Linked DNA regions of Homo sapiens: region 1 is linked to region 2. A link is a loop called in an ENCODE intact Hi-C map of the cell type or tissue named here. Cell type or tissue: heart left ventricle. All regions are shown on one strand. Links, peaks and the distances in the headings refer to the core of each region. The heading gives the core; the rest is flanking DNA.

Region 1 (11,407 bases), core at 2,285-10,284, 63 kb before region 2:
AGCCGAGATCATGCCACTGCACTCCAGCCTGGGCAACAGAGCGAGAATCTGTCTAAAAAAAAACAAACAAACAAACAAAAAAAACACTGGAGGATGAGAGGAGAATGGGCATCTGGACTACAATAAGGCCAGTGATAATAGGTACCATTTCTGAGTTTACTAAATGCCAGGTGCCAAGTTAAATTTCTTATGTTCCTCAAAATGAACCACAAAGTACTTATTATTACAGTATTTTTATAGAAGAGGAAACAGGTTTGGAAATCCTGTGTCTTGCCCTAGCTCACGTACGTACTACATAAAGGTTATCAGATTCTAACCCAGGATCTCCAAAACTGACACTAAAATGCACCTCCTCCTCTGTCACAGCACTGTTTTATTAGCTCTGTAGCTCTGTTCTTGTTCATCCTGTGAAGTATGAGACCGGCCCATGTTCTGTAGTCACCTGTATCTTCACTGCTCAGCACCAGGCCTGGTGTGGAACGGATGCTCGGCAGATAGCTGCTGAGTCAGTGAGGGAAGGCTGTGTCATGCGACAATGAGGTGGGAAGAGCAACTTATTAAGCTAATAAAATCCCCAGCTGCTGTTGGAAGTCCAGGTCAAGAGAAGAAACCCCATTGTACTCTTTGCTGACGGAGCTATAGCTGAAGCGCTGCACCACACTTTAAGGGTGGTATGGAAAGCTAGTTTTCAGAAGGGGCTGACTTCCTCAGCTCGGGGTGGTAGGTAGTCATTGTAGAAATTTAAAAGAAAAGCCACAGTGTCACCAGGGAAAACCCAATAACCAAGTGCCATGCGGTCTCACTGGTTGTGTTTGGGAAGTACTACCACTAATCAATGTATAAACCAAGTGCCAATTTGCAGGAAGAAATAAAATTATCATGCAAACGATAATACAGTCAGCCTGCACAGAGCATTCTCTCCATTTAGATAGATCAGGAGGTTGCTGGTGACCCCTCCTTCCCCCGTTCCACCATCACCCCCACCCCCACTCCAAGGAAATGACTTTTCAGCTGAAATCACAAGGCTAAGTATGCATTCTTTAGGTGAGAGAGTGAGAACAGGGAAGAGAGAAAAACTGGAAAATTTTTCATGAAGAAACAACTGTATATACAAAGTTTCTAAAGGGAAACATGGCATGATATTTTAGAGGAATTGAAAGGTGGCCACAATGGCTAATCAACCAAGAGCCAAGAGGAGAGAGGCACGAGATGAAGCTGAAGAACCTGGGTCCAGATGACATGAGCTTGTATTTTGTTTGTCTGTTTTTTTTTTTTTTTTTTTTTTTGAGACAGAGTCTCGCTCTGTCACCCAGGCTGGAGTGCAATGGCATGATCTCAGCTCACTGCAACCTTTGCCTTCCGGGTTCAGGCAATTCTTCTGCCTCAGCCTCCCAAATAGCTGAGATTACAGGTTCCCGCCACCATGCCTGACTAATTTTTTGTATTGTTAGTAGTGACGGGGTTTTGCCATGTTGGCCAGGCTGGTCTCGAACTCCTGACCTCAGGTGATCCACCCGCCTCGGCCTCCCCAAGTGCTGCAATTACAGGCATGAGCCACCGCATCCAGCCAGTGTCTGTTTGTTTGTTTGTGTTTGTTTTGTTTTGAGATGGAGTCTCACTCTGTCACCCAGGCCGGAGTGCAGTGGCACAATCTTGGCTCACTGCAACCTCTGCCTCCTGGGTTCAAGCGATTCTCCTGCCTCAGCCTCCCAAGTAGCTGGGACTACAGGTGCCTGCCACCATGCCCCACTAATTTTTTGTATTTTTTTTTTTTTTTTAGTAGAGACAAGGTTCCACCCAGTTAGCCAGGATGGTCTCTATCTCCTGACCTCATGATCTACCTGCCCCCGCCTCCCAAAGTGCTGGGATTACCGGTGTGAGCCACCGTGCCCAGCCATCTGTTTGTTTTTCAATGAACATTTTGGAATAATTTGAAATTCACCTAAAAGTTGCAAAGATAATACTAACAGTTCCCACATATCCTTTATCCAGTTTCCCCAAAGTTAAGATCTTACATTACCATGGCACATTTGACAAAACTAAGAAACACTGATATATTACTATTAAATAGACTCCAAACTTTTTTTTACTGGTTTTTCCAGTGATATCAGTGATATCTATTTTCTGTTCTAGGATCCAGTCCAGGGTACCACACTGTGTCTCTATAGGCTCCTCTTTTTTTTTTTTTTTTTTTTTTTTTTTTTTTTTTTTTTTTTTTTTTTTTTAGTTGGAGTCTCACTCTGTCGCCTAGGATGGAGTGCAATGGCACTATCTGGGCTCAATGCAACCCCCACCTCCCAGGTTCAAGCGATTCTCCTGCCTAAGCCTTCCTAGTAGCTGGGATTACAGGCATGTACCACCACGCTGGCTAATTTTTGTATTTTTAATAGAGACAGGGTTTCACCATGTTGGCCAGGCTAGGCTTGAACTCCTGACCTTGTGATCTGCCCACCTTGGCCTCCCCAAGTGCTGGGATTACAGGTGTAAGCCACCATGCCTGGCCTATAGGCTCCTCTTAAACGTGAAAATTTCCTCAGACTTTTTGTTTTTGATGACCTTGACAGTTTTGAGAAATACTGGTTAGGTATTTTGTAGAATGTCCCCAATTTACATTTGATGTTTTCCTGGGATTATGGGTTTTGGGGAAACAATACCACAAAGACTAAATGCCTTTTCATTACATGATATCAAGGTGTGCTATCAACACAACTTATCACCTTAACCTTGATCACCTGGCCCAGATAATTTTTGTATTTTTAGTAGAGACAGGGTTTCACCATGTTGCCCAGGATGGTTTCAATCTCCTGACCTGTGATCCTCCTGCCTTGGCTTCCCAAAGTGCTGGAATTAATTGAATGATTTTTAAGCAGTATTGTGACATTAGATTTCCTTTTTAAGATTAATACGCTGGCTGTATCAAATGTACCAAATGGAGACAGGTGTAGATATGGATACATGAGTAAAAAGGCTGTGGCCTGGGCCGGTCGCTGTGGCTCACGCCTGTAATCTCAGCACTTTGGGAGGCCGAGGCGGGTGGATCACGAGGTCGGGAGATCCAGACCATCCTGGCTAACATGGTGAAACCCCATCTGTACTAAAAATACAAAAAAAAATAGCTGGGCGTGGTGGGCGCCTGTAGTCCCAGCAACTTGGGAGGCTGAGGCAGGAGAATGGCCAAACCCGAGAGGCGGAGCTTGCAGCGAGCCCAGATCGCGCCACTGCACTCCAGCCTGGGCGACGACTCCGTCTCAAAAAAAAAAAAAAAGGTTGTGGCCGGGCGAGGTGGCTCACACTCCAGCACTTTGGGAGGCCGAGGCGGGCAGATCACCTGAGGTCAGGAATTCGAGACCAGCCTGACCAACATGGAGAAAACCCGTCTCTACTAAAAATACAAAATTAGCCAGGCATGGTGGCACATGCCTGTAATCCCAGCTACTCGGGAGGCTGAGGCGGGAGAATAGCTTGAACCCGGGAGGCGGAGGTTGCGGTGAGCCGCGATCATGCCATTGCACTCCAGCCTGGGCAACAAGAGCGAAACTCTGTCTCAAAAAAAAAGCGGGGATTTGGGGGGGGGTTGGGGGAGGGAAGGGGCCGGGCGCGGTGGCTCACACCTATAATCCCAGCACTTTGGGAGGCCGAGGCAGGTGGATCACGAGGTCAGGAGATCAAGACCAGCTTGACCAACATGGTGAAACCCCGTCTCTACTAAAAATAGAAAAAAAATTAGCCAGGTGTGGTAGTGCGCGTCTGTAGTCCCAGCTGCTCTGGAGGCTGAGGCGGGAGAATTGCTTGAACCCGGGAAGCGGAGGCTACAGTGAGCTGAGATCGCGCCACTGCACTCCAGCCTGAGCGACAGAGCGGGACTCCGCCTCAAAAAAAAAAAAAAGGTTCTATCAGTGGTTGGCATAAAAGTTAAGAATGAGAAAAATGGGTAGATTAAGAGATACTTAACAAGTAAAATTGGCAGCATTTGTCCATTTTTAGTTGAATAAAAGGAATGGAAGAAGGTTTGAGAATGACTGCCAGGAACCAAGTTTCTGGTTGAGAAGCTGATTGGATATCAACAAGGGTGAAAGCAAAAGGACACTGAAGAGGCAGGCAGAGCTGCCTGAGGACTTACTGATGGAGGCGACCCCAGCACTGTGGAGGAAGAATGCTGTGGGTCAGGTGCCCCGGCGGAATTCCGGAGGCATCGATTTCCTGTGTATTCATATCTACTCTGATGATTCTGCACCCTGGACAGAACCCTTTAAAAATAAAACACCCTTGTCCAGTTAGGTAAAGCTTTGATTCCCTTGAGGGAAAAGTCTTCCTCATTTGCTCCAAAATCCTTGACAGTTAACAACAATGTAGTATTCATACTCTGCATTTCCATCAAGGATTGTACTTTCAAAGCACCAGCACTTGTACATGCCACACTAGGTGTGAAGTTCATTACGGTTCTGAGTCCCCAGAGAGCTCTGTGGACATTTCACCAATTTTGTTTAAGCCTCAGGAGCCATGTTACCAAGGCACAGATCAAGATCCTAAAAAAAGACTCAGTAACATAAGAGGTTTCAGAAATTGGGAAGAGGGAGTGTGGTTGACACTGTAGGGAAGCTTCTTGAGCAAGGGAAAGATGAAGTCAAGCTGTTCACAGGGAAGTAAATTGTGAAAGGCCTTAGAGCCCATTTTAAGAACTTGGACTATTTCTCTGTGTGCAGCGGAAACCACTGAGTTGTGAATGGAGAGGGAACACAAGTGATCTTATATTTTGAAGGACCCTTCTGACTGCAGGTTGGGAACAAATTGTAGAGGAGCAAGGAAATAAGCCAGACGACCAGCTAGGAGGTCACTGCAAAATCTATACAAGGGACTTCAAGTGGCTCGAGTCAGGATAGCAGTAGTTTAATAAGTAATTTATATATATATGAAATTATATATATTAATTTTATATAAATTATATAATTTATGTTAATTTATATATAATATATATAATTTATATACTTTTTTTTTGAGATGGAGTCTCACTCTGTTGCCCAGGCAGGAGTGCAGTGGCATGATCTCGGCTCACTGCAACCTCCACCTCCCAGGTTCAAGCGATTCTCCTGCCTCAGCCTCCCAAGTAGCTGGGATTACAGGTACGCGCCACCACACCCAGCTAATTTTTGTATTTTTAGTAGAGACGGGGTTTCACCATGTTGGTCAGGATGATCTCGGTCTCTTGACGTCGTGATCCGCCTGCCTCGGCCTCCCAAAGTGCTGGGATTAAAGGTGTGACCCACCATGCCTGGCCCTGTATGTATTTTGATGAAAGAACCACACAGTTTTGCCTGATGGATTGAACGTGTATAGTGAAAGAAAGAAAAGAGTCAATGAGTACAGAAGATTTCCACCTTAAGTGGGTAAAAAGATGAAAATGCCATTAACTAAGATGGTGAAGGATTCAGGGGTTAGAGGTTCAGATATTCAGATTTAGACAGTAAATCTGAAGTGCTTGTTAAACATCCAAGTAGAGAGACATCAAGTCAGCAACTGGATATTTGAGTCTGGAGTTGAAGGGGGAGGTCTTGGCTGGAGATACGATTTTGGGAGTCATCAATACATGGTGGATCCTAAAAGCCATGCTACTGAAAGAGATATCTAGCACATGAAGGCAGGTAAGGAAGAGAAGTAAGCCAAAAACTAGCCAGGGCACTCCAATATTTAGAGTTACAGAGTTTAGCTTGGGGAGATGAGGAAGATTCATCAAGGGAAACAGAGTAATCAGCGACATGAGAGGAGAACCAGCACAGAGTAGCGTCCCAGAAGTCAAATTAAAATATGTAGAAAGTCATTCACTGTGTCAAATGTCACATCAAGGAAGTTGAGGGCTGAGAATTCATCCCTGAACTTAGTAGTGGGGATGAGAGTCTGATTGATACATGTTCAAGAGACAATGAGAGGAGAGGAATTGGAGACAGCATATTATAGACAGCTCTTTTGAGGATTTTTTCTGTGAAGGGAAGCAAAAAATAGGGTAGTCACTGAGAGACTGTGTGTTTGGTTTTTTGTTTGTTTGCTTTTACCATAGGAGAAACTATAGCAAGTTCAGGTGCTAATAGGACTGGTCCATTAGAGACAGGAAATTGTATGATACAGAATAGTTTCCTCCTGCAGAGGAAATAAGAAACAAGGTCTAACACACAAATGTAGGGGTTGGCCTTAGAATAACTGATTCACCATAATAGCAGGAAGGGAAATTTAACCTGTCTAGATGCAGCAGGGGAGGTAGATATGGCAGAGAGAGGATGTAGAAGTTCTCAGTGAAATAGGAAGCAAGGTCAATGGAAATGAGATTGTGTCAAAATAATTATGTTGCAAGAGTTTATAATACTAAACTCTATATATACATTCTTCTGTTGCTCAAATAGCCTAGTCATCTACCTCCTACTTTAAAACAGTGTAAGGAATCATGGGTCATGGGTTTGGATCTCACATGAGCCGGTCAGGCTTAGCTTTTAAGGCAATAAATCATAGTCCTAGGCTCAGTCAGCTGTCTTGAAAATGCTGCCTCTAGTCATAAGGCAGATGAATCTACAAAAACCCAAACTGTAGAAAAACGATTTGGCGTTGTCCTGTCCTGGTGATGGGATCCTAATAGCATCTTCAAGCAGAAATAACCACACAGAGCTCCCAATTATAAATAAAGGATTTGTTGTATTTCCATGTCTGTGGGATGTTACCAAGCAAGGTTTCCCTGTGAGCAACTTTGGACACTATGCAAAACGTGTCCAGATCCAAAATAGTGGCAAGCAGTTTAAGTTGGGGACAATACAACTGGGAGGACACATGCAAAAGGGTGGAAGGTGAAAAAGAGGGAGTATGGGGATGGCCACCTGGCCACCAAAGGTCCTCACCATCAGTGGGGAAACCAGTTTCACCCAGTTGGCCTTCATGCAGAGTTTCAGCCTGTGAAAGGGATGGGGAAGGAAGCATAGGGTCTGAGTGGCCCCATGGGATCAGGAGGAAGTGGTGTAGGAGGAGGACGCCCAGTGACTGAGAGCCAGTGAGGACTGCTGGGAGGTCAGATGCCCCCAACTCTGTGACATTGGGCATGTTTCTTACTGGTTTTAAGCCTGTTTCTTCAACAGTAAAATACGGAAAATATCTACTTCAGAGGGACATCATGAAGATTAAAAATTATGTATCTAAAGTTCTTCACAGATGGACAACAACCATTAAACAGCCATTACACTCTCCCATGCTGCATTAGTCAATTTTCTGTTGTTTATAACGAAATACCTGAAATGGGTAATTTGTAAAGGAAAGAAATGTATTTTTGTACTGCTATGGAAGTCAGGAAGTCCAAGGTTGAGGAGGTGCATCTGGTGAGGGCCTTCTTTTTTTTTTTTTTTTTTTGAGACAGAGTCCCACTCTGTCACCCAGGCTGGGGTGCAGTGGTGCGATCTTGGCTCACTGCAACCTCCACCTCCTGGGTTCAAGCGATTGTCCTGCCTCAGCCTCCTGAGCAGCTGGGACTACAGGTGCACACCACCATGCCTGGCTAATTTTTGTATATATATATATTTTTTTTAGAGAGACAGGGTTTCACCATATTGGCCAGGCTGGTCTTGAATTCCTGACCTCATGATCCACCCATCTCGGCCTCCCAAAGTGCTGAGATTACAGGAGTGAGCCACTGCGCCTGGCCCTGGTGAGGGCCTTCTTGCTGGTGGGGACTCTGTGGAATCCTAAGGCAGTGCAGGGTATCACATGGCAAGAGGGCTGAGCATGCTAGCTCAGGTCTCTCTTCCTCTCCTTATAAAGCCACCAGTTCCCCTCCCATGTTAACCCATTAATCCATTAACCCATTAATTTATTAATCCGTAAATGGATTAATTCATTCGTGAGGGCAGAGCCCTCATGATCGAATTAGCTCTTAAAGGCCCAGCCTCTCAACACTGTTGCATTGGGGATTAAGTTTCAACATGAGTTTTGGAGCAAACCATAGCACATGCTATTACTGAGAACATGATGTTCAGCCTCACTCCAGCCTCATTTGCTATGAAATGACATAATCAAAACCAATTAATGTTCATTCCCATTTGTTGTTGTAGTTTTTGTTGTTCTTGTTGTTGAGACAGAGTCTTACTCTATCGCCCAGGCTGGAGTGCAGTGGCACAATCTTGGTTCACTGCAATCTCTGTCTTCTGGGTTCAAGCAGTTCTCCTGCCTCAGCTTTCTGAGTAAATGGGATTACAGGTGCACACCACCACGCCCAGCTAATTTTTGTATTTTTAGTAGAGACGGGGTTTCACTATATTGGCCAGGCTTGTCTTGAACTCCAGACCTCAAGGGATCCACCTGCCTCAGCCTCCCAAAGTGCTGAGATTACAGGTGTGAGTCACCGTGCCTGGCCCCCATTTCTTTTTAAACAAAAATATTATTGAACTCTTACCAAGTTCTGAACTGAGCTCTGAAATGAAATGGTAAACAAAAACAGCCATAGTTCCTGCCCGTACAGAACTTAGTATCTATTGGGGAAACAGATATATTGATTTAAAAATCACACAAATATAACCCTGTAATTGAGACAGTGACATTTTGTAAGACTATAATTGCAGAATTTAACCTAGTCAGGGAAGGCATCCAGAAGAAGTGAACTTTGAGCTGAACTCTGAAAGGCAAGTAAGCATTAACCAGATGCAGAGGCAGAAGGAACAGCACAGGCAAACATCTGTGGCAGAAGGTCCTGAAAACAGCCCAGCAAAGCTGCAGAAGAGACAGACTCCGGAGGAGGACACAACTGAAATGAAGTGGGACAATCACAGTAGAGAACAAACCACGTAGGGAGGGCCTGGTAGATTGTCAGCAAGGCTCTAATTTACAATGACAAAGTCCTTTTAAATGACAAGGCAAACAAAATAATGGTGCTTCAGGACTTTATTCATGGTATTAATAACTTTCCAGTTTAAATTAGTAGTTGCAGTGATTTTTATTTCTCTCATTTTGTATTGTTTACATTGCTTCTGATGAGTGTTTATTATTTTTCACAAAAAACCGCTTTTTTCTTTTCTTTTCTTTTTTTTTTTTTTTTTTTTGAGACGGAGTCTCGCTCTGACACCAGGCTGGAGTGCAGTGGCGCAGTCTCAGCTCACTGCAACCTCCGCCTCCCGGGTTCAAGCAATTCTCCTGCCTCAGCCTCCTGAGTAGCTGGGACTGCAGGCACCAGCCACCACGCCTGGCTAATTTTTGTATTTTTAGTAGAGACAGGGTTTCACCATGTTGGCCAGGATGGTCTCGATCTAACCTTGTGATCCGCCCACCTCGGCCTCCCAAAGTGTTGAGATTACAGGCATGAGCAACCGTGCCTGGCCAGAAACACTTTTTTCTAAGTCAACTTCATTGAGATATTATTTATCTACAATAAAATGCACCAGTTTTAAGTGTACATCTCTATGAGTTTTGACAAATTTATACACCCATGTAACTACTACCACAATCAAGATGAAGAATATTTCTATCACCCTAGGCAAAGTTCTTAGTCAATACTCACATCCCAGCCTCAGGCAACAACTGACCTGCTTTCTGACACTACGTATTGTCCTTTTTTGAGTTTCACATAAAGGAGTTAATACACTATGTACTCTTGTGACTGGCTTTTTTCACTCGACATGTTTTAGAGATTTATCTATTCTGTTGCATGTACCAGTAGTTCATTCCTTTTTATTGCTGAGTGACATTCTGTCTCATGGATATTCCAAAGTGTGTTTATTCACTCCCCTGTTGATGAACATTTGGGTTCCAGTTTGGACTATTATGAATAAAGCTATGAATAATATAGGCATATGTTTTATTTCTTTGGGGTAAATATCCAGGAGAGGAATTTCTGGGTCCTACAATAAGTGTATGTTTAACTTTATAAGAAATTTCCAAGCTGTTTTCCAAAGTAGTAGTACAATTTTATATTATCATCAGTAGTGTGTAAGACTTCCAGTTGCTCATTTTCCCAAAAGCTTGGCATTATCTATCTTTTTCATTTTAGCTGTTCTGGAGGATATGTAGTGGTCTCTTGCTGTGGTTTTAAATGCATTTCTCTGATGACTAATGGTGCTCAACATGTTCTCCAGAACATCTTTTCCATGTCTACTGGCCATTTGTGTATCTGCTTTTGTGAAGTGTCTGTTCAAATCTTTTACCCATGCTTAGTATTAGGTTGATGATGATCTTGTTATTGAATTATAAGAGTATCACCTATCACAAGTCCTTTATCAGATATTAGTGTGGTACAGATTGTCTCCCATTCTGTGGTTTGCCTTTTTGAGAGCTTTTTTAAATAGCTTTATTGAGGTATAATTCAAATACCTTCTGTTTGAGTTCTTAAAGTGTCTTTTTAACAGTAAAAATTAAAAAAATTTAATTTTCTTCTAGACGTTGTATAATTTTCACATAAATTTAGGCCTGTGATCTCTTTCCATTTAATTTTTCTGTGCCACATGAAGTAAGAGTTGAGGTTTATAAAAACCTTTTTTTTTTGTTTGCTTTTTGAGATGGAGTTTCGCTCTTGTCACCCAGCCTGGAGTGCAATGGTGCGATCTCAGCTCACTGCAACCTCCACCTCCTGGATTCAAGTGATTCTCCTGCCTCAGCCTCCCAAATAGCTGGGACTATAAGTGCACGCCACCACACCCGGCTAATTTTTGTATTTTTAGTAGAGATGAGGTTTCACCATGTTGGCCAGGCTGGTCTGGAACTCCTGACCTCAGGTGATCCACCCACCTCGGCCTCCCAAAGTGCTGGGATTACAGGCGTGAGCCACTGCGCCCAGCCATAAAAACCTTTTTTTAAAGTAAATTAATAAACAAAACACACAGCAAGGTACAGTTTAAAAGACCAGGTCACAGACCAAATCAGAAATAGTCACTGATTTCCCAGTGTCACATTGCTAAAGAAACAACTGCAGTGTAAAAACCAGATTTTGTGGTTGCTCATGTGAATGTATTCCAGGTAATAGTGCCCATATATGTACTTCCTGTTAGAACCATCAGTGACTGTTCATTCCCACCACTCAGCTCTGATTAACACACAAAAATGAATGAACACGGCCGGGCGCGGTGGCTCATGCTTGTAATCCCAGCACTTTGGAAGGCCGAGGCTGGTGGATCATGAGGTCAGGAGATTGAGACCATCCTGGCTAACACGGTGAAACTCCGTCTCTACTAAAAAAAAAAAAAAAAATACAAAAAATTAGCCGGGAGTGGTGGTGGGCACCTGTAGTCCCAGCTACTCAGGAGGCTGAGGCAGGAGAATGGCGTGAACCCAGGAGGCAGAAGTTGCAGTAAGCCGAGATCGCGCCACTGCACTCCAGCCTGGGCGACAGAGCAAGCAAGACTCCGTCTCAAAAATAAAAATAAAAAAAGAATGAACACTAAAAGCAGTTGGGGGG
Region 2 (11,407 bases), core at 1,911-9,910:
AACTTAAAGTATTCAAAGGATACTGTTAAGAAAACGACAAGATGAGTCACAGATTGTGAGAAAAAAATCAAAATCTGTATATCTGACAAAGAACTTGTGTTTAGAATATATAATGAACTCTTGTCCTCAGTAACAAAAGACAACTTTTAAACTCAACTTCTAAAAATGGGCAAAAGATATAAATAGGCATTTTGCAACAGATATATAAATGACTAACAAGCAACTGAACAGAGCTCAACATCATTAGTCAACATGGAAATGTAAATTAAAACCACATTGAGAGGCTGGGCACGGTGGCTCACGCCTGTAATGCTGACACTTTGGAAGACCAAGGTGGGCGGATCACTTGAGGCCAGGAGTTCGAAACCACCCTGGCCAACATGGTGAAACCCTGTCTCTACTAAAAATGCAAAAACAGGTAGCCAGGCGTGGTGGCGGGCACCTGTAATCCCAGCTACTCGGAAGGCTGAGGCAAGAGAATTGCTTGAACCCAGGAGGCAGAGGCTGCAGTGAGCAGAGATCACGCCATTGCACTCCAGCCTGGGCAACAAGAGCGAAACTCCATCTTAAAAAAAACAAAACAAAACACACACACACACGCACTGAGAGACTGCCTCTCAATACCCTCTAGACTGGCAAAAATAAAAAAGATTGATAATACCAAGTGTGACGAGGACATAGAAGAACTGGAACTCTCATACACTGCTGGTGGGTGTGTAAAATGGTACAATCACATTGGAAAATAGTTTGGCAGTTTCTTATAAAGTTAAACATAAACTTATCATACAACCACATAATTCCACTGTCAGTATTCTACTTAAGAGAAAAATATGTCTACCCAAGGAAGTCTAGTCAAATTTTCATAGCAAGTTTATTTATAATAGCCCAAAGCTATTATAAATATAATAGCCCATTCAAATGCCATTAACAGGAAAATGGATAAACAAAATGGTATATCCGTACGTGGAATACTAATCAACAATAAAAAAGAATGACTTACTAATACATGCAACAACATGAATAAATATTTTAAAATAATGTTAAAGTAAAAGAAGCCAGACACAAAAAAATTCCCTATCACATAATCCTGTTTACATGAATTTCCTGAATAGGCAAAACTAATCTTGTAATGGCAGAGAAAGCAAATGAGTGGTTTTCTGGGGCTGGGGTATGGGAATCGGCTGCACAGGGGCATGAGGGAACTTTTTGAGGTGGTGGAAATATTCTATATCTTGATTGTGCTGGCTGGCGGTTACACAGGGGGTTTACGCTTGTCAAAACTCATTGAGCTGAAAAAGAAAATCCCACATTAAATGGTACATTTAAAATGGGTGCATTTTATTATATGTAAATTTTTCCTCAGTAAAATAACTTTTTAAAAACAACCAGCCCATTTGTTTAGCAACAAAAAAATTAGTTCTGCATGCCCCGGGGTGGCAGGGAACAAGATAGCTAGAGGCCAGAGAGGGAGTCAGTTGACTCTTTCTTAAATAGACTTTACTTTTTAGTAGTTTAGGTTCTCAGCGAAATTGAACAGAAGGTACGGAATTTACCATTCACTTCCTGTTTTTATATCCTCACAGCCTTTCCCACTAACAACATCCCACTCCAGGATGATACATTTGTTACATTTGATGAACCTACATTGACACATTATTATCACCCAAAGTCTAAATTCACTTTTGGTGCTGAACATTCTATGAGTCTGGACAAATGTATAATAACATGCACCCATCATTATAATATTATACAGAATAGTTTCATTACCATAAAAATCCTCTGTGCTCTGCCTGTTCATCCCTCCCTACTCCCTAACCCCTGGCAAACACTGACCTCTTTACTGGCTCCATAGTTTTCCCTTTCTAGAATGTCATATAGTTGGAATGATACAGTCTGTGGCCTTTTCAGATTGGTTCCTTCCACTTAGTAATATTTAGCATCCCTTCTTATCTTTTTATGGCTTGATAAATCATTTATCTTTATTACTAAATAACGTCATTTTTTCTAGATGTATCACAGTTTATTTATCCATTCATCTATTAAAGGGCATCTTGATTGCTTCCAAGTTTTGGCAATTATTAATAAAGCTGCTACGAACATTCATGTGCAGGTTTTTGTGTGGACAAAGTTTTTAACCATTTGGGCAAATTAGGAGCATGATTGCCGAATCATATGATAAGTCTATGTTGTGCTGTGTAAGAAATTGCCAAGCTTGGCTGGGCATGGTGGCTCATGCCTGTAATCCCAGCACTTTTGGAGGTCGAGATGGGCAGATCACCTGAGGGCAGGAGTTCGACCTCACCTCACCAAAGAAGATATACAGGTGGCAAATAAATATATAAAAAGATGCTCACATCTGTCATAAGGGAATTACCAATTAAAACAACGAGATACCACTACACACCTATTAGAATGGCTCCAATCCAAAACACAGACAACACCAAATGCTGGCGAGAATATGGAGCATCAGGAGCTCTCACTCATTACTAATGGGAATACAAAATGGTACAGCCACTTTTGGAAGAGAGCTCAGCAACTTTTTTTTTTTCTTTTGAGACAGAGTTTCGCTCTTGTTGTCCAGGCTGGAGTGCAATGGCACAATTTCAGCTCACCGCCTCCGCCTCCCAGGTTCAAGCAATTCTCCCGCCCCAGCCTCCTGAGAAGCTGGGATTACAGGCATGCGCCACCACGCCTGGCTAATTTTGTATTTTTATTAGAGATGGGGTTTCAGCATGTTGGTCAGGCTAGTCTCGAACTCCTGACCTCAAACCCTCCACCAGCCTTGGCCTCCCAAAGTACTGGGATTACAGGCCTGAGCCACTACACCCAGCCTGCTTCCCCATTTTTTAACCAGTTTGTTTGTTCTTATGGTTGAGTTTTAAGAGTTCTTTTTTTTTTTTTGAGATGGAGTCTTGCTCTGTCGCCAGGCTGGAGTGTAATGACACGGTCTCATGGCAACCTCCGCCTCCCGGGTTCAAGCGATTCTCCAGTCCCAGCCTCCCAAGTAGCTGGGATTACAGGTGCCCACCGCCACGCCCAGCTAATTTTTTGTATTTTTAGTAGAGACAGGATTTCACCATGTTGGCAAGGCTGGTCTCAAACTTCTGACCTTGTGATCTGCCCACCTTGGCCTCCCAAAGTGCTGGGGTTACAGGTGTGAGCCACCACACTCAGCCTATTTTTTTTTTTTTTTTTTGAGACAGAGTCTTGCTCTGTCGCCCAGGCTGGAGTGCAGTGGCGCAATCTTGGCTCACTGCAACCTCCGCCTCCAGGGTTCATGCCATTCTCCTGCCTCAGCCTCCAGAGTAGCTGGGACTACAAGTGCCCGCCACCATGCCTAGCTAATTTTTTGTATTTTTAGTAGAGGTGGGGTTTAACTGTGTTGGCCAGGATGGTCTTGCTCTCCTGACCTGTGATCTGCCCGCCTCAGCCTCCTGAAGTGCTGGGATTATAGGCGTGAGCCACCGCACCCAGCCTTACGAGTTCTTTGTATATTTTGGATAACAACAGTTTATCAACTATGTCTTTTGCAAATATTTTCTTGCATCCTTGGCTTGTCTTCTCATTCTGTTAACAGGGTCTTTCACAGAACAGAACTTTTAAAATTTTAATGAATCCCAGCTTATCAATTATTTATTTCATGGGTTGTGCCTTTGGTGTTTTATGTAAAAAAGTCTTCACCATAACTAATACCCAATACCCAATGTCACACAGATTTTCTCTTGTTGTCTTCTAGGAGTTCTATGATTTTGCATTTTACATTTGGGCCTATAATCCATTTTGAGTTAATTTTTGTGAAACATGTAAGATCTTTGCCTAGATGTTTTTTCAAGTGTTTGGCCAGTTCTTCAGCGCAATTTGTTGAAAACAATATCTTTGCTTCATTGTATTGCTTTGTCGCTTTGTCAAAGGTCAGTTGACTGTATTTATTTGGCTCTATTTCTGGGCTCTATTCTGTTCCATTGACATATTTGTCTATTCTTTCACCAATACCATACTGTCTTGATTAGTGTAGCTTTAATAATTAGTCTTGAAGTTGGGTAATGTCAGTCTTCCAACTATGTTCTCCTCCTTCAATATTGTGTTGGCTATCCTGTCTCTTGCCTCTCCATATAAATTTTAGAATCAGTTTGGCAATATGCAGAAAATAACTTGCTGGGATATTGGTTGGGTGTACTTGGCCATTCTTGCTTTGGTGTAAAGGAATACCTCAGACTGAGTAATTTATGAAGAAAAGAGGTTTAATTGGCTCACAGTTCTGCAGGCTATAAAAGCATGGCACCAACATCTGCTTGGCTTCTGGTGAGGACTTCAGGAAGCTTACAATCATGGCATAAGGCGAAGTGGGAGCAGGCATGTAACATGACTAGAGTAACAGCAAGTGAGCCAGTGGGGGAGGGCCTAGATTTTTAAACAACCAGATCTTGAGCAAGAATTCAATTCTCACCAATGGGAAAGTGATAAAACATTCTTGAGACATCCGCCCCCACAATCCAATCACCTCCCAGGCCCCACCTCCAACACTGGGAATAGTATTTTAGCATGAGATTTAAAGGAGACAAACATCCAACTTATACCATTGGGATTGCATTGAAATTATAGATCAAGTTAGCAAGAACCAATATATTGACAATATCGGATCTTCCTATGAATGACTATGGAATATATCTCCATTTTATTTAGTTATTTGATTTCTTTCAGCAGAGTTTTATAGTTTTTCTCACATAAATCTTGTGCATATTTTGTTAGATTTACACTTATTTCATTTTTTGAGGTGCTAATGTAAATGATATTGTGTTTTTAATTTCAAATTCTAATAGTTCATTGCTGGTATATAGGAAAGTGATTGACTTTTTTGTATTAACCTTATATCCTGCAAAGCTGCTATAAGCACTTATTAGCTCCGGGGTTTTTTTTTTAATCTATTCTTTCGGATTTTCTTTTCTTTTTCTTTCTTTCTTTTTTTTTTAAATTGAGACAGAGTCTTACTCTGTCACCCAGGCTGGAGTGCAGTGGTGCAACCCCGGCTCACTGCAACCTCTGCCTCCTGGGTTCAAGTGATTCTTGTGCCTCAGCCTCCTGAGTAGCTGGGATTACAGGCATGCACCCCCATGCCTGGCTAATTCTCGTATTTTTAGAAAAGACGGGGTTTCTCCATGTTGGCCAGGCTGGTCTCGAACTCCTGGCCTCAAGTGATCTGCCTACCTTGGCCTCCCAAAGTGCTGGGATTACAGGTGTGAGCCACCACCCCGGCTCTTTTAGATTTTCTACGTAAACAATCATATCATCTGAGAGCAAAGACAGTTTAATATTCCTTCTTAATCAGTACATATTTTCTTTTCTGGTCTTATTACATTATTAGATCTTCCAGTATGACACTGAGAGGTGACAGTGTGCTGGCAGTCCTCACAGCCCTCGCTCGCTCTGGGCGCCTCCTCTGCCTGGGCTCCCACTTTGGCGGCACTTGAGGAGCGCTTCAGCCCGCCGCTGCACTGTGGGAGCCCCTTTCTGGGCTGGCCAAGGCCGGAGCCGGCTCCCTCAGCTTGTGAGGAGGTGTGGAAGGAGAGGCAGGGGGGGTACCGAGGCTGCGCGCTGTGCTTGCGGGCCAGCGTGAGTTCCGGGTGGGCGTGTGCTGGGCAGACCCCGCACTCCGAGCGGCCTGCGGGCCCCACTGGCCCTGGGCAGTGAGGGGCTTAGCACCTGGGCCAGCAGCTGCTGTGCTCAATTTCGCTCCCGGCCTTAGCTGCCTTCCGGCGGGGCAGGGTTTGGGACCTGTCGCCTGCCATGCCTGAGCCTGCCCGCCCTCCGTGGGCTCCTGTGCGGCCCGAGCCTCCCCGACGAGCGCCGCCCCCTGCTCCAGGGCACCCAGTCCCATTGACCACCCAAGGGCTGAGGAGTGCGGGCGCATGGCGGGGGACTGGCAGGCAGCTCCACCTGCAGCCCCAGTGCGGGATCCACTGGGTGAAGCCAGCTGGGCTCCTGAGTCTGGTGGGGACATGGAGAACCTTTATGTCTAGCTCAGGGTTTGTGAATGCACCAATCGACACTCTGTATCTAGCTACTCTGGTGGGGCCTTGGAGAACCTTTATGTCTAGTTCAGGGATTGTAAATATACCAGTCGGCACTCTGTATCTAGCTCAAGGTTTGTAAACACAGCAATCAGCACCCTGTGTCTAGCTCAGGGTTTGTGAATACACCAATCGACACTCTGTATCTAGCTACTACCAGGGGACTTGGAAAACCTTTGTGTGGACACTGTATCTAGCTAATCTGGTGGGGACGTGGAGCACCTCTGTGTCTAGCTCAGGGATTGTAAACGCACCAATCAGCGCCCTGTCAAAACAGACCACTGGGCTCTACCAATCAGCAGGATGTGGGTGGGGCCAGATAAGAGAATAAAAGCAGGCTGCCAGAGCCAGCAGTAGCAACCCGCTAGGGTCTTTTTCCACACCGTGGAAGCTTTGTTCTTTTGCTTTTTGCAATAAATCTTACTGCTGGTCACTCTTTGGGTCCACACTGCCTTTATGAGCTGTAACACTCACCGCGAAGGTCTGCAGCTTCACTCCTGAAGCCAGTGAGACCACGAGCCCACTGGGAGGAATGAACAACTCCAGAAACGCCGCCTTAAGAGCTGTAACACTCACCATGAAGGTCTGCAGCTTCACTCCTGAGCCAGCGAGACCACGAACCCACCAGAAGGAAGAAACTCCGAACACATCTGAACATCAGAAGGAACAAACTCCGGACACGCTGCCTTTAAGAACTGTAACACTCACTGTGAGGGTCCACGGCTTCATTCTTGAAGTCAGTGAGACCAAGAACCTACCAATTCTGGACACAGTGAGACCAAGAACCCACCAATTCCGGACACAACACTGAAAAAGAGAAGTGAAAGAGGACACCCTTACCTTGTTTCTGAGCTGAGAAAGCTTCTTGTTTCTCACCATTAATAGGTGTTAGCTATAGGGTTTTGTTAATGTTCTTTATCAAATAGAGGAAGTTCTCTTCTAGTCCTAGTTTGGTGAGAGTTTTTATCATAAATGGGTATCGGACTTAGTCAATTTTTTTTTGTATCTATTGATGTAATCTTGTGATTTTTCTTTCTCTGTTGATGTGATGGATTATAGTGATTGAGTTTTTGAATGTTGAACCAGGCTTGCATACCTTGGGTAATTCCATTTGGTCACGGTATATAATTCTTTTGTTTTGTTTTGTTTTTGAGACGAAGTCTCGCTCTGTCACCCAAGCTGGAGTGCAGTGGCGTGATCCCAGCTCACAGCAACCTCCACCTCCCAGGTTCCAGCGATTCTCCTGCCTCAGCCTCTGGAGTAGCTGGGACTACAGGTGCGTGCCACCATGCCCAGCTAATTTTTGTATTTTTAGTAGAGACAGGGTTTCACTATGTTGGCCAGGCTGGTCTTGAACTCCTGACCTCGTGATCCACCTGCCTCAGCCTCCCAAAGTGCTGGGATTACTGGCGTGAGCCACTGCACCCAGCCTGTTTTGTTTTGTTTTGTTTTTTGAGTTGAAGTTTCCCTCGTCATCCAGGCTGGAGTGCAATGACGCGATCTCAGGTCACTGCAACCTCCACCTCCCAGGTCCAAGCAATTCTCCTGCCTCAGCCTCCCAAGTAGCTGGGACTACAGATGTGCACCACCACGCCCAGCTAATGTTTGTATTTTTAGTAGAGATGGGGTTTTTACATGTTGACCAGGCTGGTCTCGAATTCCTGACCTCAGGAGATCTGCCCCCTTGGCCTCCCAAAGTGCTGGGATTACATGTGTGAGCCACCAAGCCTGGCCCTGGTTATGGCATACAATTCTTTTTACACATTGTCGTATTTGATTTGTTAATATGGTGTTGAGTATTTTTGCATTAATATTCATGAGAAATATTGGTCTGTAGTTTTCTTTTCTTTGTCTTGTTTTGATATTAAGGTAATATTGACCTCACAGAATGAGCTAGGAAGTATTCCCTCTGCTTCTATCTTCTGAAAGAGATTAGAGAGTCAGAATAATTTCTTCCTTAAATATTTGATAGAATTCACCAGTGAACTCATCTGGGCCTGATGCTTTCTGTTACAGAAAATTATTAATCATTGATTCAACTTTTTTTTTTTTTTGAGACAGAGTCTTGCTCTGTCACCCAGGCTGGAGTGCAGTGGCGTGACCTCGGCTCACTGCACGCTCCACCTCCTGGGTTAAAGCAGTTCTCCTGCCTCAGCCTCCTGAGTAGCTGGGATTACAGGCACTTGCCACCACGCCCGGCTAATTTTTGTATTTTAAGTAGGGATTCGCCATGTTGGTCAGGCTGTTTTCGAACTCCTGACCTCATGATCCGCTCACCTCGTCCTCCCAAAGTGCTAGGATTACAGGCGTGAGCCACCATGCCTGGCTGATTCAAGTTCTTTAATAGATATTGGCCCATTCAGATTGTCTGTTTCTCTTCATATGTTTTGGCAGATTGTATCTTTCAAGGAATTTGCCCATTTCATCTAGTTTGTCAAATGCCTGGGCATAGTTGTTCATAATATTCCTTTCTTAACCTCTTAATGTTCATGGGATATGTAATTATTAATATCAGAAGTGAAAGAGGTATCTTTCACTTCTGATATTAATAATTTGTCAACTCTTTTTTTTTTTAGCCTGGTTAGAGGCTTATTGATTTTATTGATCTTTTCAAAGAACAGACTTTTAATTTTGATGATTTTTTTTTTTTTTGAGACGGAGTTTGCCCAGGCTAGAATGCAGTGGCACAATCTCAGTTCACTGCAACTTCTGCCTCCTGGATTCAAGTGATTCTCCTGCCTCAGCCTCCCAAGTAGCTGGGACTACAGGCATGCACCACCATGCCTGGCTAATTTTTATATTTTTAGTAGAGGCAGGGTTCGCCATGTTTGCCAGGCTGGTCTCAAACTCGTGACCTCAAGTGATCTGCCTGCCTTGGCCTCCCAAAGTCCTGGAATTACAGGCGTGAGCCACTGTGCCCAGCTTTTTTTTTTTTTTTTTAAAGAGACAGGGTCTTGCTCTGTTGCCCAGGCTGGAGTGCAGTGGCCCGATCTTGGCTCTCTGCAACCTCTGCCTCTTGGGCTTGAGTGATCCTCCCAACTCAGCATCCTGAGTTTCTTTTTGTTTTTTTTTCGGACTATTTTCTCTTTGCTTTTTCATTTCAGAAGTTTCTATTGACATATCTTTAAGCTGAGAGAGTCTTTCCTCAGCCTTATGCACATTACTAATGAGCCCGTCAAAGGCATTCTTTATTTCTGTTACAATGTTTTTGATCTCTAGCATTTACTTTTTATTCTTTCTTAGAATTTCCATCTCTCTGCATTGCCCATCTGTTCTTGCATGCTTTCTACTTTATCCATTAGATCCCTTAGCATATTCATCATAGTTCTCTTAAATTCCTGGTCTGGGCTGGGCGCAGTGGCTGTAATCCCAGCACTTTGGGAGGCCGAGGTGGGCGGATCACGAGGTCAGGAGTTTGAGACCAGCCTGGCCAACATAGTGAAACCCTATCTGTACTAAAAATACAGAAATTAGCCGGGTGTGCTGGTGCATGCCTGTAGTCCCAGCTACTCAGGAGGCTGAAGCAGGAGAATCGCTTGAACCCGGGAGGCAGAGGTGGCAGTGAGCCAAGATTGCACACCAGCCCGGGTGACAGTGTGAGACTCCATCTCAAAAAATAAAATAAAATAAAATAAAAATAAATTCATGGTCTGATATTTCCAGTGTCCCTGCATATCTGAGTCTGGTTCTGATGCTTGCTCTGTCTCTGCAAACTGTGTTTTTGCCTTTTAGTATGCCTTGTAGAAGAAACTGAGATAAATAAGCCTTTAGTGATGTGGTGGCAAGGTGTGGCATGAGGGGAAGGGAAGCATTATATAGTCCTATGACTGGATCTCGGTCTTTTAGTGAGCCTGTGCCTCTGGACTGTGAACTTCACAAGTACTTCTCAGGTTTTTTCCCCCGCCACCTAGGTGAGACATGGTGGCTATAGTGGGTTGAGGTTGGGTATTTTTCTTCTATCAGATAGAAGGCTAAAGAGGGCTGGAGTTGGGCATTTTTCTCTCCCCTGATTGGCTAGGCTCTGATAAAACCCCAGACAATGGTGAAGTCGTTTCTCTGAGTGCAGGCCTTGTTAAGGATAACAGAAGGCAGCCAGGCACAGTGGCTCAAGTCTCCAATTCCAGCACTTTGAGAGGCCAAGGCAGGAGGATTGTTTCAGGCCAGGAGTTTGAGACCAGCCTGGCCAATATGGCAAGACCCCATCTCAACAAAAAACATTAGCTGAGTGTGGTGGTACACACCCATAGTCCCAGCTACTTGGGAGGCTAAGCAGGAGGATCCCTTGAGCCTGGGAGGTGGAGACTAGTGAGCCAGGATTATGCTGCTGTACTCCAGCCTGGGTGACAGAGTGAGACTTTTATTAAAAAAAAAAAAAAAAAAAAAAAAACGAGAGAGAGAGAATGACAGAATATTCTTATACATTTCAAAATGGTTTGTTTTCCCCTCTCCCTGCTAGAAGCACAAGGGGATTTTTCTCTGATAATCATTGTGAGAACCTGTTAGAACTCCTGGAGGTAAAACTCAAAAGTATGGCGGCCCCCCTGAATGAGTCTTCCTGGAATTAACTGTCAAACTTGCCACTCTGAGTCTCCAGCAATTCTTGAATTACAATTCAGATTTTCCTATCCTGGTACAGGTTCCTGTGGAAGTTTCTATTACAGTAAATTGTGATTCTCTGCATTTGCCTATCTCTCCAATTTTGGGGGCAGCAGTTTGCTATGTGACCTTACTTTTCTAACAGAACAAAAGAAGAGATGTTATTTTTTTTCAGTTTGTTCAGCTTTTTACTTGTTAGGACAGAGTGCTGACTTCCAAGTTCCATACGTGTCGGACTGGAAACCAGAAGTCAGGAGTCAGTTTTTTAAAAACACAAGTGCTTCTTTTAAAAAAAAAAGATTGTCTTTATTTAGAAAGTGTATGATGATTGAAATGTTAAAGCTAGAAAGAATTTATAAATGGGGAAATTGAACTCTAGAAAGGTTGTAACTTACTTATCAGTCAAGGTCTTGGTGGGAAACAGATGGTATGCTTTATTTTATTTCATTTTTATTTATTTTTGAGACATGGTCTCATTTTGTCACCCAGGCTGGAGTGCAGTGGCGCAAACACAGCTCACTGCAGCCTGGAACTCCTGAGCTCAGGCAATCCTCCCACCTTAGCCTCATAAGTAACTGCAACTACAGGCACATGACACCATGCCCAGCTAATTTTTCTAATTTTTTGTAGAGATGGAGTCTCGCTATGTTTCCCAGGTCGGTCTCAGCCTCCTGGGCTCAAACAATCTGCCCACGTTGGCCTCCCAGAGTGCTGGGATTACAGGTGTGAGCTACTGTGCCCAG

Evidence for each region. Hi-C counts contacts between places; a loop is a spot of excess contacts. Peaks named below come from ENCODE experiments on the same cell type or tissue, not always from the same donor. Only the 100,000 strongest peaks of a DNase experiment are listed, where the experiment ranks them.
Region 1: it touches region 2 in a loop (4-fold over the local background); 3 of 110 quality-filtered maps call a loop at or near these places.

Annotation. Positions count from the first base shown.
Region 1 is chr15:79,947,888-79,959,294 of GRCh38, forward strand. No RefSeq gene overlaps it. Among named protein-coding and RNA genes, the nearest start is that of BCL2A1, 18 kb to the right of the region's middle. In heart left ventricle, for the core only: no CTCF peak of the experiment used is centred there; no DNase peak of the experiment used is centred there.
Region 2 is chr15:80,010,961-80,022,367 of GRCh38, forward strand. No RefSeq gene overlaps it. Among named protein-coding and RNA genes, the nearest start is that of ZFAND6, 43 kb to the right of the region's middle. RefSeq lists an enhancer at 6,608-6,767. In heart left ventricle, for the core only: no CTCF peak of the experiment used is centred there; a DNase peak (open chromatin) is centred at 5,656.